Regions from separate parts of the Homo sapiens genome. Here region 1 is linked to region 2. A link is an interaction called in ENCODE POLR2A ChIA-PET data of the cell type or tissue named here. Cell type or tissue: PC-9. All regions are shown on one strand. Each heading gives the region's core, and the rest is flanking DNA. Links, peaks and the distances in the headings are about the cores only.

Region 1 (5,000 bases), core at 1-5,000, 240 kb after region 2:
GTCTTCTTTTGAGAAGTGTCTGTTCATATCCTTCACCCACTCTTTGATGAGGTTGTTTGTTTGTTTTTTTTCTTGTAAATTTGTTTAAGTTCCTTGTAGATTCAGATATTAGGCCTTTGTCAGATGCATAGATTGCAAAAATTTTCTCCCGTCCAACTGGTTTTTGCCATGTGAGGACATAACAAAGAAATGGCAACTGCAAACCAGGAAGAAGATTGTCACCAGACACCAGATCGGCTGACACTCTGATCTTGGACTTCCTAGCCTTCAGAATAAGTGTTTGTGGTTTAAGCCACTTAATCTATGGTCATTTGTTACAGCAACCTGAACTGATAAGTGTAGACATCGAGAGGGGAGTCTCCCTGTTAAAATATATCTCACTGGATTCCCTGTTTGTATTTAGGCTCCAAGAGTCCTGGTCTCATTGCCTCAAAATCCAGATTGTTTCTGACGTTGTGACTGGTGTGACATGATGACCCAGAGCTGCCTCCAAGCAGTGTGACTTCTATTCTTCAAGTGGAATGCAGAAGCAATTAGTCTTAGGCTTGGGAGACACATGGCCTCTTCTCTTCTTTTCCTTAAGAATTTCTTTTTTCTTGGCCTTAAAAATGGCAGGATCTAGATTAGGGGATGGGTCAAGGGGGATGAGGGCAAAGAGACCACCTGGCCAGCGTGGAGTCTGGCTCATGACTCTACCAGCTCAGTTGCCACAAGGCCTTCTCTCCTCTCCTGTTCCATTGCTCGGACTCCTTGTCAATATCCTAGTGGCACAGCTACATGTGAGTGCCACTCTGCTGACAGTGCACCTTGAGAACTCCGACATCTGTGCCAGGGCATTCCTCCCCGATGCTTCCAAACCTGGAAGATTTTTCCTCTCCCCAACCCTGCACTTTTTTTGTCTCCCAGGCCTCCCACAGCATTGCTTCTGCTGAGAGCTCCTTTCACTCCTGGCCCCACTCCTCCCACCAGGGCTGAAAGCCAGGGGAGGGTGTTGGGGAAAAATTGGCACACCATTGTCTGCATTTCTCTCCTCTCTCTTGCCTGTGTACCAAAAGAAACACATTTTTTTTAAAAGTCCCATTTTTTCTCCTTCAGCCATAATAAGCCACATAAACAAACAACTCATGTAAATAAGCAGCCAAAGTTGGTTCTCAGGCTGGGATCAGGCATAGCAGCTTGCTCCCTCATCCCAAAAAACTTCAACAGCAAGCAGCCTAGGAGCTTGAAGAAAGTATTTACTTTTTAGTTAACTACAGCATCCACTTTTCAAATTTCAAAACGCTTACATAAGTTGCTTATTGTTCACTTGTTAACAAAGGAATCTTTTCTACATCAAGGCGAGTTCTCTTTTTCAGCTGTGAGCTAATTTCTCTCTCTGCTAAACAATGATTCCCTGCTCTCACTCACTCCCTCTCCTGCTTACAGACACTATTAACATCCCACAGGAAGTGGTGTTTGTACAGTGCTCCTTGATTAACGAATCCCCAGGGAATGAGCCTTCTTTATAGGATATGGGGCTGGGCTCAAAAACACTTCATAAATCATGCAGCATGAGCTGTCCGGACTGGTAGCGGCTTGCCGGCAACCTTCGGTGCACAGCCACTGTTTGGCACGTCTGCTGGAGGAAAACGAGTAAGAGCTGCTCACCTGGGAGGCTGCTCTCTGTTCTCACACTTTGCTTTTCTGCCTCCTTCCATATCTCATAGGTGGGGAGGGTACTCATTCTTGTTCCTGCTCCTTCCTGCTCCCTTGTCAATCTCTTCCTCTTCCCTATCCAGATCCTTCTGTTCCCCTCCCCCTAGTCCTCCCCTGCCCCATACTGCAAGACCAGGGAAAAACGAAGCTAATTTATCCTGAAGGTTTAACTAAATGAAGCATTTGCAGTTTAAGCTGAATTGGAGAAAAATAAGACTCAGCCCTGCTAAAGTAATCCCAGGCGCCAGTTAGATTTCAGCAAACACGTAGAAAGATATTTCAGGAAGCAAACTAGCATGAAGACTCATCAACTGGCCAGGTGCGGTGGCTCACACCTGTAATGCCTACATTTTGGGTGGGTGGATTGCTTGAGGTCAGGAGTTCGAGACCAGCCTGGCCAATGTGGTGAAACTCCACCTCTACTAAAAATAAAAAAATTAGCCAAGCGTAGTGACACACAGCTGTAATCCTAGCTACTAGGATGACTGAGGCACGAGAATTGCTTGAACCCAGGAGGTAGAGGTTGCAGTGAGCTGAGATTTTGCCACTGCACTCCAGACTGGGTCACAGAGTGAGATTCCGTCTAAATAATAATAATATAAAACTTCATCAACTGATAATTAATGCAGATTACAAAAATTTAGATCCTTGTCAAGGTCGCTGGGTGGGGCTAGGAGGGCTGGTTCAAGATGTCTTCCCCTCTGACCTTTGTCCCTTGTCCAGTGGAGGAAGTCCAACCGCAGGGGCAGATTTTGTGGGGCTTGAAGAAAGCTTACACATTCTTGGGTGGGGTGGGGTGGGGAAGGGGAAGGGCCCTGTGAAAAAACACAAAACTACAGACACAAAATTAGGCATGAGTGGGTATATACAGCTAACCCTCAAACAGTGTCGACCCCTGTGTAATACAAAAAATCCATGTATAACTTTTGACTCCCCAGAAAATTAACTACTAATGGCTTATTCTTGACTGGAACCTTACCGATAACATAAACAGTCAATTAACATGTATTTTGTATGTTTATATGTATTATATACTGTATTCTTATAATAAAGTAATTTAGAGAAAAGAAAACGTTAAGAAAATCATAAGGAGGAGAAAATGTATTTACTATTCATTAAATAAAAGTGGATTATGATCATCATAAAGGGCTTCATCATCACTGTCTTCTTGTTGAGTAGGCTGAGGAGGAGGGAGAGGAGAGGTTGATCTGCTGTCTCAGGAGTAGTTGTTCATCTGTGAGTTTTTTCAAATTGTCTCAAGTCTCCAAAAAATTTTCCAATACATTCATTGAAAAACGCTCCACATATAAGTGGCCTGCACAATTCAAGTCTGTGTTTTTCAAGGATCAACTGTATTTATTTAGAATAACAATATAAATAAAAATAAGCAACAAAATGTTAAATACCAACAAAAACCACAAGCGTCACATTGATTAAGCTCATCACTGTGTGCTTCATGTGTTTCTATATTTTCTCCCCAATATTTGCCAGCTGCATACATTTTCATTGCCTTCTCAAGTGACAATTTTGTAATATTTTCTATATAGAAACCACAGAGATAATTCAGTCTTTAATATGGTTGGTAGAAAGAATTTCACTTATTGTCTATTTTGAATTTTTTTATCTTTATAAATTATAATTGATAACATCACATAGATTTTTAGTATTGTATTTATTTATTTATTTATTTATTTATTTATTTGAGACAGAGTCTTGCCCGGTCACCCAGGCTGGAGTGCAGTGGCTTGATCTTGGCTCACTGCAACCTCCGCTTCCTGGGCTCAAGCGATTCTCCTGCCTCAGCCTCCCGAGCAGCTGGGATTATGGGTGCACGCCACCAAGCCTGGCTAATTTTTGTATTTCTAGTAGAAATGGGGTTTCACCATGTTGGCCAGGCTGGTCTCAAACTCCTGACCTCAAGTGATCCACTCGCCTCAGCCTCCCAAACTGCTGGGATTACAGGCGTGAGCCACTGTGCCTGGCCTTGCTCTAGCATCTCTTGCTCTGCATCTTTATAAGCCAGCAAAGTGAGTAACAGTAGCATTAGCATTCCTGGGTAGTAGCATTCCTGGAAGACAACCCTATACCAGGATGGCAAGCAATATCTTAACTACATAGAAGAGACCATGAACTACATTAATATGATCCACAGAACCCAACTTAAATGGATCTCCAAATCAACTTCCTTTTAGCTGGATCCCCCAAGATGCTCGTGACCACTTTAACACCACACATCATGAGGGGCAGTAGGATACAGGGAAAATTAGGTTAGAAACAGTAAGTGACTTAACCACTTGTTATGCAAATGTTACAAGCACATATGACCATGGGAACAAATTGCAAGAGCCCCTCACAGGATCTTGGAAGGGATTTTGCAAGTGAGGGCCCTCAAAGCTTAATCTTTGTTAGCTTCACAGCTAATCAGCCGCTGCTTAGGAATTGTGGGATGTGGGTAAACCAATCACCTGCTTCCTCCTTGACCTGGAAGCCCCCTGCACTAATGTGAGTCAGCCAATCCCTTCCTCCAGACTGCCAGGCCCCACACGGCCTCCCCACCATCAGACTTCTCTGCCTGAGCCCAGATCAGGCCTCCCTCCTCCATCTCTCCTGACCTTAACTCAACACTGTTTCCTCTCCTCCAAGAATACCAGGTGCAATTTTTTTTTCCCATTTGTTTTTATTTTCGGGAGTCATCAGTTGATTTTTTTTACATTGCAAACCCCATTTTATTTCTGTCACTATTCTATCTATCCTATATTCTGCCTATATTAATTCTGCTTCTAGATTTGTTTTTTTTTTTTTTTTTTTTGACAAAGAAGTTCCCCCAAAATGCATCCTGTCTGTTTCATGGATGCATTACTTTGTGGAAATTTAGTAGAGCTCTTGGCTCCTGATGCTAGGGACCTCTGTTTTGCTATTATCCCATAGGGTCATTATTTATCTTTGTTTTTTGTTTGTTTGTTTGTTTGTTTATTTTTTGAGACAGAGTCTCGCTCTGTCGCCCAGGTTGGAGTGCAGTGGCACAGTCTCGGCTACTGCAAGCTCCGCCTCCCAGGTTCACGCCATTCTCCTGCCTCAGCCTCCCAAGTAGCTAGGACTCTGGGACTACAGGCGCCTGCCACCACGCCTGGCTAATTTTCTTTTTTGTATTTTTAGTGGAGACGGGGTTTCACCATGTTAGCCAGGATGCTCTCCATTTCCTGACCTCGTGATCCGCCCGCCTCGGCCTCCCAAAGGGCTGGGATTACAGGCGTGAGCCACCGCGCCTGGCCTTATCTTTGTTTTAATCTGTCTCTGACTGAACG
Region 2 (7,992 bases), core at 1,798-6,797:
AATTCATTTATTCATTTATCTGTTCCTTCATGTGAATGGCTGTAGCTTGGTTAGGGCAAGGATTCCATCTAGCTGTCTTGATCACTATCGTTTCTCTAGCTCGTAGTAAATATAGTAGGAGCTCAACACATTTTTTGTAATAAATGGATAAATAGACACTTACTGAGTACTTACTATGTTCCTAGTTTTTCAATCCTTAGGGTTAAAGCTGTGTTTCCCAAACTTCAGTTCTTTACATACTACCTTTCCAATATTCACCAGATCTATGAACTACTTTTTCTTCTATTTTTTACATTTAAAAAAAATTGACTTTTCTTTATACTTAGCCTCATCCAAAGCAGTAACATCTGTGAAATTACACATTAGGTGTCTATTTGCATTTTTCAATAATTCACATCAAAGTAAACTTATAACTATATTTTAAAAGACTATTGTATCACCTAAAATTACCTCAAGGGCCTCTATTAAAATACAAATCTTATCTGGAATGAAATTAAAACATTATTGATTATACCCATTTGAACCTCTACAATAAAGAAGGCCCAGAAACGGAAGTTCTGCAAAGAAGGACTTTGGGGTGGGGACTGCTGCTCATGGAAGCAGATGAGCCTTGCGTTCCTGAGGGTCAATGTTCTGTAGAACGTGTTTGCAGTTTGTGGTTCTAGCTCTTTGTAACTTTGATTGGATAAATCATTTGCTGAACCTCTTGTCCCTCAACTCTAGTATGGATGTAACAACACCACCACCTCATCTTCTCTACATTGAAAAGCACATGAAAAGTGTGAAGGACCATTTATATCCAATAATAACTGTATAGCAGTTGCACAATAATTATTTATATTATCATGAGTTTGCTAGGCAATTAATGCGAAGCCAAATACCAAAAAGCAGAAAGAGGTTACAGCAAAGGGCTGGAGAGTATTTCTTTCACTCTTTCTTTCGTTTATTCAATAAATACTTAACTATATATATTCTAGTCTCAGAACTAGATGTTGAAAATATTACAGCAAAAAGACAGATATAGTCTTTCCTCTCATAGTCTGGTGGGAGAAACAGGCAGTTACACAAACAATTACACACATAATTACTTTATTATAGCAGTGATAGATGCCAACATAAAAATACAAAATGCAGACCGGGCTTGGTAGCTCACGCCTGTAATCCCAGCACTTTGAGAGGCTGAGGTGGGCAGATCACTTGAGGTCAGGAGTTTGAGACCAGCCTGGGAAACGTGATGAAATTCCATCTCTACTGAAAATATAAAAATTAGCCAAGTGTGGTGGCCTGTAATCCTAGCTGCTTGGGAGCCTGAGGCAGTAGAATTGCTTGAACTTGGGAGGTGGAGAGTGCAGCGCGCCGAGATTGTGCCACTGCATTCCAACCTGGACGACAGAGCAAGACTCTGTCTCAAAATAAAATAAAATAAAATAACCCCAAAAACAAAGTGCAAAGATAAAGTATAATAGGAGGACCAGCTAATATGAGGAGTCAAGGAGGGCATTCCTGTAGAACTGACATTTAAGCCAAGGTCTGAAACATCATTAAAAATTAAGTATGTATATAAAGGGGGAACTAAAACCCAGTTTCGAAATTTTTATGAAACCAGGTGCTTATCTCTTCCCTACTGCTTATTCTGTTTCTGAACAACCAACTGGAATGTGCAGTTCTGGTAGGTTTCTCTTCTTACTCCCTCACTAGTTGATGCAGCACATTGGCTGATACTGTCTTAAAAAAGAAACTTGAAGTGTGGCTTGAGAAAAGATCACAGAACCCAGAGAATTACATACTGCAAAGCACTACTGAGACCATGACTCCATTCCTAATTATAAAAAAGTCACTGTTAAAAAATGAGTGTTTCCACTTCCTGTGGGAGTTTTCTTTGCCAAAGAAAAGAACAAATGTGGTAGGCATGGATTCATAATTTGTAAAGGTAGGAAGGTTAGATTTTGAAATCTATTACAGCAGACATGTTTAGTGTAACATATAAAGATCACTACTCAGCGCATTAGGCCTCCAAGTGCTAATGGAGTTTTTCTTCCTAGGGCAGCTAAGAGAAGGGGCCATCGGCAGGCAGCAATGAAAACAAGGCATTCTGCCCAGAGTCGCACAGCCTGCCCCATACTTTATGATCCTCAGTAGGCTTCCATCTGTTTATTTTTATTTAGTTGAGTTTTTCAACAAGAAATATATATTTGTTACAGACAAAAGTAGTAAATACAGATTGATAAAAGTTAAATGAAAATTAGCCATTATGTCACTATGCAGAAAATATTAACAGCCATAAGCATTTTATGGTATAGCTGTATAGAGATATGGATTAAAAAATTAATTCGTGGCCCGGCCTGGTGGCTCACCCCTGTAATCTCAGCACTTTGGGAGGCTGAGGTGGGCAGATCATGAGGTCAGGAGTTCAAGACCAGCCTGGCCAACATGGTGAAACTTCGTCTCTACTAAAAATACAAAAATTAGCTGGGCGTGGTGGCACTCACCTGTAATCCCAGCTACTTGGGAGGCTGAGGCAGGAGAATCACTTGAACCCAGGAGGTGGAAGTTGCAGTAAGCCAAGATTGCACCATTGCATTCCAGTCTGGGTGACAAAAGCAAAACTCCATCTCAAAAAATAGATTAATTAATTAAAAATTAACTTGTGATCTTATTGACCTCACATTGTTGGTAATTAGTCTTTTACGATTGTTGCTTCTTTTAACTTTCAGTGATGATTTACTTTTTAGAGTAAGCCTTAAGCCTTCTAAGAAACCAAGACTCCTCCTGAAAACTCATTTGAGAAGTTACTTATGCTAATAATCCGCAATTCACAACCCTTTTCAGCAGTTTGTTCACCTCAGGGCTTCACAATAGGTCCTTGTTGCAATGCCATGCAAGTAGCTGCTCATGTGGAGGCTTGGGGATGGCTGGGGTTGGGCGGCAGTTTTGCAAATTTGTGCAGAAAAGTGACATTCAGGCTTCCCTTCCTTTCTCTTTGGTTTTTAGAACCAGAAAACTAGCAATGCCCTCAGGCAGAAAAATGACTTCAACTGTAGGTGGTAGAAGTGCAGTATTTTGGAGGAAGGCAAGAAAAAAATCATTTTACCAAAAAAGATACATTTGTAGTTTAATGAAGACGAATCCCAACTCTTAGTGACAGAGGTAGTCATATGCTGGAATTAAGCGTAGGGCTTACCTCTGTGAGCTGCAGGTGTTTCTCCTGTTCATATTTCTAAGGTGGTTTGCAATGCTACTGTGCTGTAAACATGCTTAAATTAGGTGGTTGTACTTCCTGGTTCTACCACGAAATGCTTCCAAAGTCATCCGGTCCTCCCCTATCCTGGGCACCCCCTCAATATTCTGGGACCATTAGGCTTTAACCTTCCAGACAAAGACCCCTCAGAGAGGAGAGCTGGCTATGGAAGGGACTATCCACAAATTCCAAGGACTCACGCGGGTGAAGGATGAGTTTGTTATGGAAATGATACAATTAGTATACCTGTTGGGGACAGAGGTGATTGCTACATTTTTCACACAGTGCCCCACGTTGGCTGATGAAAGCAGAAAAAGAATGCAACATTGATAAGCACATCCAGTATGACATGCTACAGGGAGAGCAGAGTAACAGCCCCTCAGAGGTGACTAACTAGGATTGAACTTTACTTGAAGCTGTCTGTAAGATTTTAAAAAAGAAAAGAAAAAAGATTTGTGTTGGGAAATTTTCTGCTTTCTTAATAATCTTTATCCAAAATTTCTGTTAGGACTTCAATATCTAAACAACTTGTGAAAGGGAATTATGATTCTCTGGTCTTTCCAAAACAAAAAGAACTAAGAGCAGTCCAAGTGAATAATACATTTGTTTACCTATTTATAACTATAGTAACTGACATCTTTTTGGCACTTACCTTGGGCATTTTCTTATTTATTATCTCACTTAACAACAACAGTATGAAATAGGTACTATCGTTTATTTGGTGTTAAGAAGAGGAAACCGGGCCAAAGAAAAGTTTTTCCCAACTCCAGTTTGGTTCCAAGTTCATGTTCTTAACACTGAACTCTACTGATGATCCCGAGTTCCTTTGTTTTGTACTTGTGACATTCCTGCAGGAGCAGTCACTCTTTTGTGACATGAGAAAGATGAGTTTGGGGCTCTGAAGTGCTTCTTAGCAAACCAGAGAAGCTTTGCAGGGCATGCTGCCAGTGAGCCAACTCTTGGGGGCTCATTTTTCTGGGCTCCTCATGCCAGGACAGAATGAAAGATTTCACTTAGATAATTACCTAGGAGGGGAAACCGTGTAAAAAGTCGTGGTGCTCAGAGATGATTAAAAAGCATGATTTAATAGAAGTTGCAGTTTCACTTTCACTCGAGGTTGAGGCATCTTAAAGGAGAGGGAAAAAACCATAGGGCAGAGTCAGGAGAGCGGGTTGGTCCTGTTTCGGTTCAGCTGTCTGGCTTAGGGCAAGCTCTGGGCTTCTCTGAGGCTTCATTTCTTCATGTATTAAATCAGGAGTGAGCCAGATAATCCCCAGCCTGTCTCGGCTTACAGTGTGAGATTTGTCTGTCTCTGCTGTAGCTGGGAAGTTACAGAAAGGGGGCACCCTCTCCTCGTCTTCCGCTGCTCCCTTCCCCCAACCCCTCATATTAGGAAACAACTTTCCAAATGACGTTTTTGAGAGGCCAGGTACAGACAAACTTATCTTTTAGTCTGGAGTGAAGTGCCACAAACCCAACAGCTGTTGTGGTCAGATGGGGTATACAAAAACAAACGTGCGCGCGCGCGCGCGCACACACACACACACACACACACACACACACACACACACACAAACACAGAAAACAAAAAAGGGTAGAGCCCACTGCATGGTCAATACAATTTTTTGGAAAAGATCTCTTGTTCTTAATCCTATTCTGATTTTCCCACTTTTGATAAAGTCGGTGGTCTAGAGAAACAAATCTCTGTTAGGAGAAAAACAGCTGTGTGGGTACACCAGGCAAGCCTAACTGAGCACAGCTGTGGGCTGGGCTGGCCTGGCCAGGGCCACCAGTTCACTTTCTCTGCCCTGGAAGCTGTCCATCCTCCATCAACAATTTGTCACCATGTCAGTTTTAAAATCCCAAGAGAACGACTATGTTGTTTTTATGCTGATCATTTATATTTACCCAGAAGTTTCTTTTAGGTTTAGCTGAAAGCCACCCTTCTCAAAAGTGCCTATAGTTACTCACAATTACTTGTGCAAAAAAAAAAAAAAAAAAAGGTAAAGGGGAAGTGGAGCCTGACAAAGATAATCCAGAAGTAATGTACACTGCTTTAGGAAATCTGTCATCTTCTGGAGGCAGACATGCCTGCCTACTGCCTAGTGTAGTACTTGGCACATACTGGGCACTCAAAAAAAACTATTCATGGAATGAGAGGATGGCTGGATGGATGGATGGATGGATGGATGGATGGATGGATAGACGGACGGATGGATGGACGGATGGATGGATGGATGGACCGACAGACGGACAGATGGATAGATAGATAGATAGATAGATAGATAGATAGACAGATAGATAGATAGATTGATAGGTAGGTAGGTGGATAGATAGATAGATAGATAGATAGATAGATAGACAGACAGACAGACAGACAGACATTCAATAGATGAGGTCACACAGCCCTAGAAGGCTAGGTCCTGTGTTAATAATGGGTAGCCAGCTGGAGGCAAACCTGGGACTGACAGGTCTGCCAATTTCACACACAGGGCTCATTCTACAATCTACTCCCTGCTTTCGTTTTTGTGTTTTTCATGTACAACTTAGTTCCTTAAGCACATGCAACTGTAAACCAATAACCCCTTAATGCTTTCTCATGTTCAAATGTGTGATCACATCTTACAATTTAGGGAGTACCCTGCACTAAGCAGGTTGGGTGCGATGGCTGCAACCACACAGCAGATGCTTCCCCTTCTGTGAGCAAATTTGGAGGTGTGCACAGGGTAAACTAGGCAGGAAGGCAAGAAGAGCTGTCTCTCTCCATCTCTCAAGTAGTCCAATAGCTGGATTCTTCTGGGTCAGTGCAGCGTTAACCAGAAGCCATGCTGCTAGCCCTCTCTGTGGCACCTTCTTAGAATTACTACTCAAATGCGGTGCAAAATGCTGTAACTGAGGGCTGTCAGCTTCTCCTAGATTGTTTAGAATGTGTTGTTTTCTCTTTTATTGATACATAATATTTTACATGTGTGTGGGGTACATGTGTTTGTTACATGCATAGAATGTGTAATGATCAAGCCAGGATATCTGGGTTATCCATCACCCTCAGTGTTTATCATTATTTTTGTGTTGGTATCATTTCAAGTTCTCTCATCTAGTTACTTTGAAATGTACCTAATATTCTTGCTAAGTGTAGTCACCCTAGTCTGCTATCAAACATTAAAGCTTATTTCTTCTAACTATTTTGTACCTATAACCAACCTCTCTCTGTCTCTCTTTTTTTTTTGAGACAGAGTCTCACTCTGTCACCCAGGCTGGCGGGCAGTGCCGTGATCTCAGTTCACTGCATCCTCCACCTCCCGTGTTCAAGCGATTCTCCTACCTCAGCTCCCTGAGTAGTTGGGACTACAGGCACACGCCACCACGCCTGGCTAATTTTTGTATTTTTTAGGAGAGACAGGGTTTCACTATGTTGGTCAGGCTGGTCTCAAACTCCTGACCTCAAATGATCCACACAGCTCGGCCTCCCGTAGTTCTGGGATTACCAACCAACCTCTCTTCATCTCCCTCCCCAGCATCCACACTTCCCCATTTCTGTCTTCTGAGATTTTTCATCAGCACAGAGCTACAGACTGCTCTAGCAGGGGATTTACTAAACTCAATCGGCCTTGGCACCCTCTCCCCCTAGTTTATCTTAATGAAACATTGTGAGGAATAGCATTTCCTGCACACTGTTTGAGAAACACATTCCAAATGTTTTGGGGCACTTTGGTCGTTTCTAAGCTCTTTATTCAATACAACACGTGCTGTGTAAATGCATGTGACTTGAAGATGTTGAAGAATAAAGTTGTTTCTCTTAATAAGAATTAAGTCAATGTTAAAGTTAACATTCTTAGAAAATAGCTGTTTGAGAAAAAATTTTTAATATCATTCCCATCCTACTAAGGCAAAATTGATAATTTCATTGAGACATGAAAGAATTCCAGAATTTTTCTGGCTGGGTAGCTGGGTGTCTATCTATCCATCTACCTGCCTACCCACCCATCTCATTATGAACATTTCACATAGAACAAAGAGAAACCTAATCAGTGCTCGTGTCTCCATTTCCTAGATTTGATAGTTACTAACATGTTACTGGAAATGGTTCACCAAGTTCTTTATGTTGCAATGTTTTAAAGAAAATTGCCAATATCATGACTTTTCCCTCTAAAAATTTTAGTATACGTTTCCAGAAAACAATAACTGACTGCTTCCTGTGTAACCACAATACCCACGTCTCACCTGACAGCATTCTCAGAGATGTGTTAATGTTATCTTATAGCCAGTTCCTGTTCAGTTTCTCAGCTGGGCTTATTCAAACCAGGATCCAACTAGGAACCACCCATTACATCTGGTTGTTATGTCTCTTAAGGTTTTTTAAAATCTGGAACTAAATTATATATGAAAAAGCAAAAATAAACAGGGAACTACGGAACAAGCACCAGGTTAGGGATTGATAGATCAAGCATCAGTCCAAGCTCTGCCACCAACCTGCTGTCCCCACTGAGCACAGCACATAGCACTCTGAGCCTCTTTGTCTCATCAATACATTTAATTCACTTACTTATCCATTCTTACTTTTAACAGATACGTACTGAGAGCCCAGATATGTATTGAGTGTTCAATATGGCCTCGTTCTTGCTCTGGGCACTGTTCTAGGAAGAAATTCGTCTTCCAGAAGATGATAGAATTTCATAATTCCAATTCTTGTGGATTATCCATGCAAGAATTCATCTCTTTCTTTCCTCTCCATTTCCATGACATTTATTTATTGA

Evidence for each region. Peaks named below come from ENCODE experiments on the same cell type or tissue, not always from the same donor. Only the 100,000 strongest peaks of a DNase experiment are listed, where the experiment ranks them.
Region 1: POLR2A ChIA-PET joins it to region 2 with 20 read pairs; 3 of 35 experiments call an interaction of 5 or more read pairs at or near these places.

Annotation. Positions count from the first base shown.
Region 1 is chr15:59,882,582-59,887,581 of GRCh38, reverse strand. No RefSeq gene overlaps it. Among named protein-coding and RNA genes, the nearest start is that of FOXB1, 120 kb to the left of the region's middle. In PC-9, for the core only: no CTCF peak of the experiment used is centred there; a DNase peak (open chromatin) is centred at 191.
Region 2 is chr15:60,124,327-60,132,318 of GRCh38, reverse strand. No RefSeq gene overlaps it. Among named protein-coding and RNA genes, the nearest start is that of FOXB1, 120 kb to the right of the region's middle. RefSeq lists enhancers at 3,186-3,687, 4,251-4,440. In PC-9, for the core only: a CTCF peak has its summit at 4,581; DNase peaks (open chromatin) are centred at 4,128 and 4,518; H3K4me3 peaks cover 1,483 bases; H3K27ac peaks cover 2,250 bases.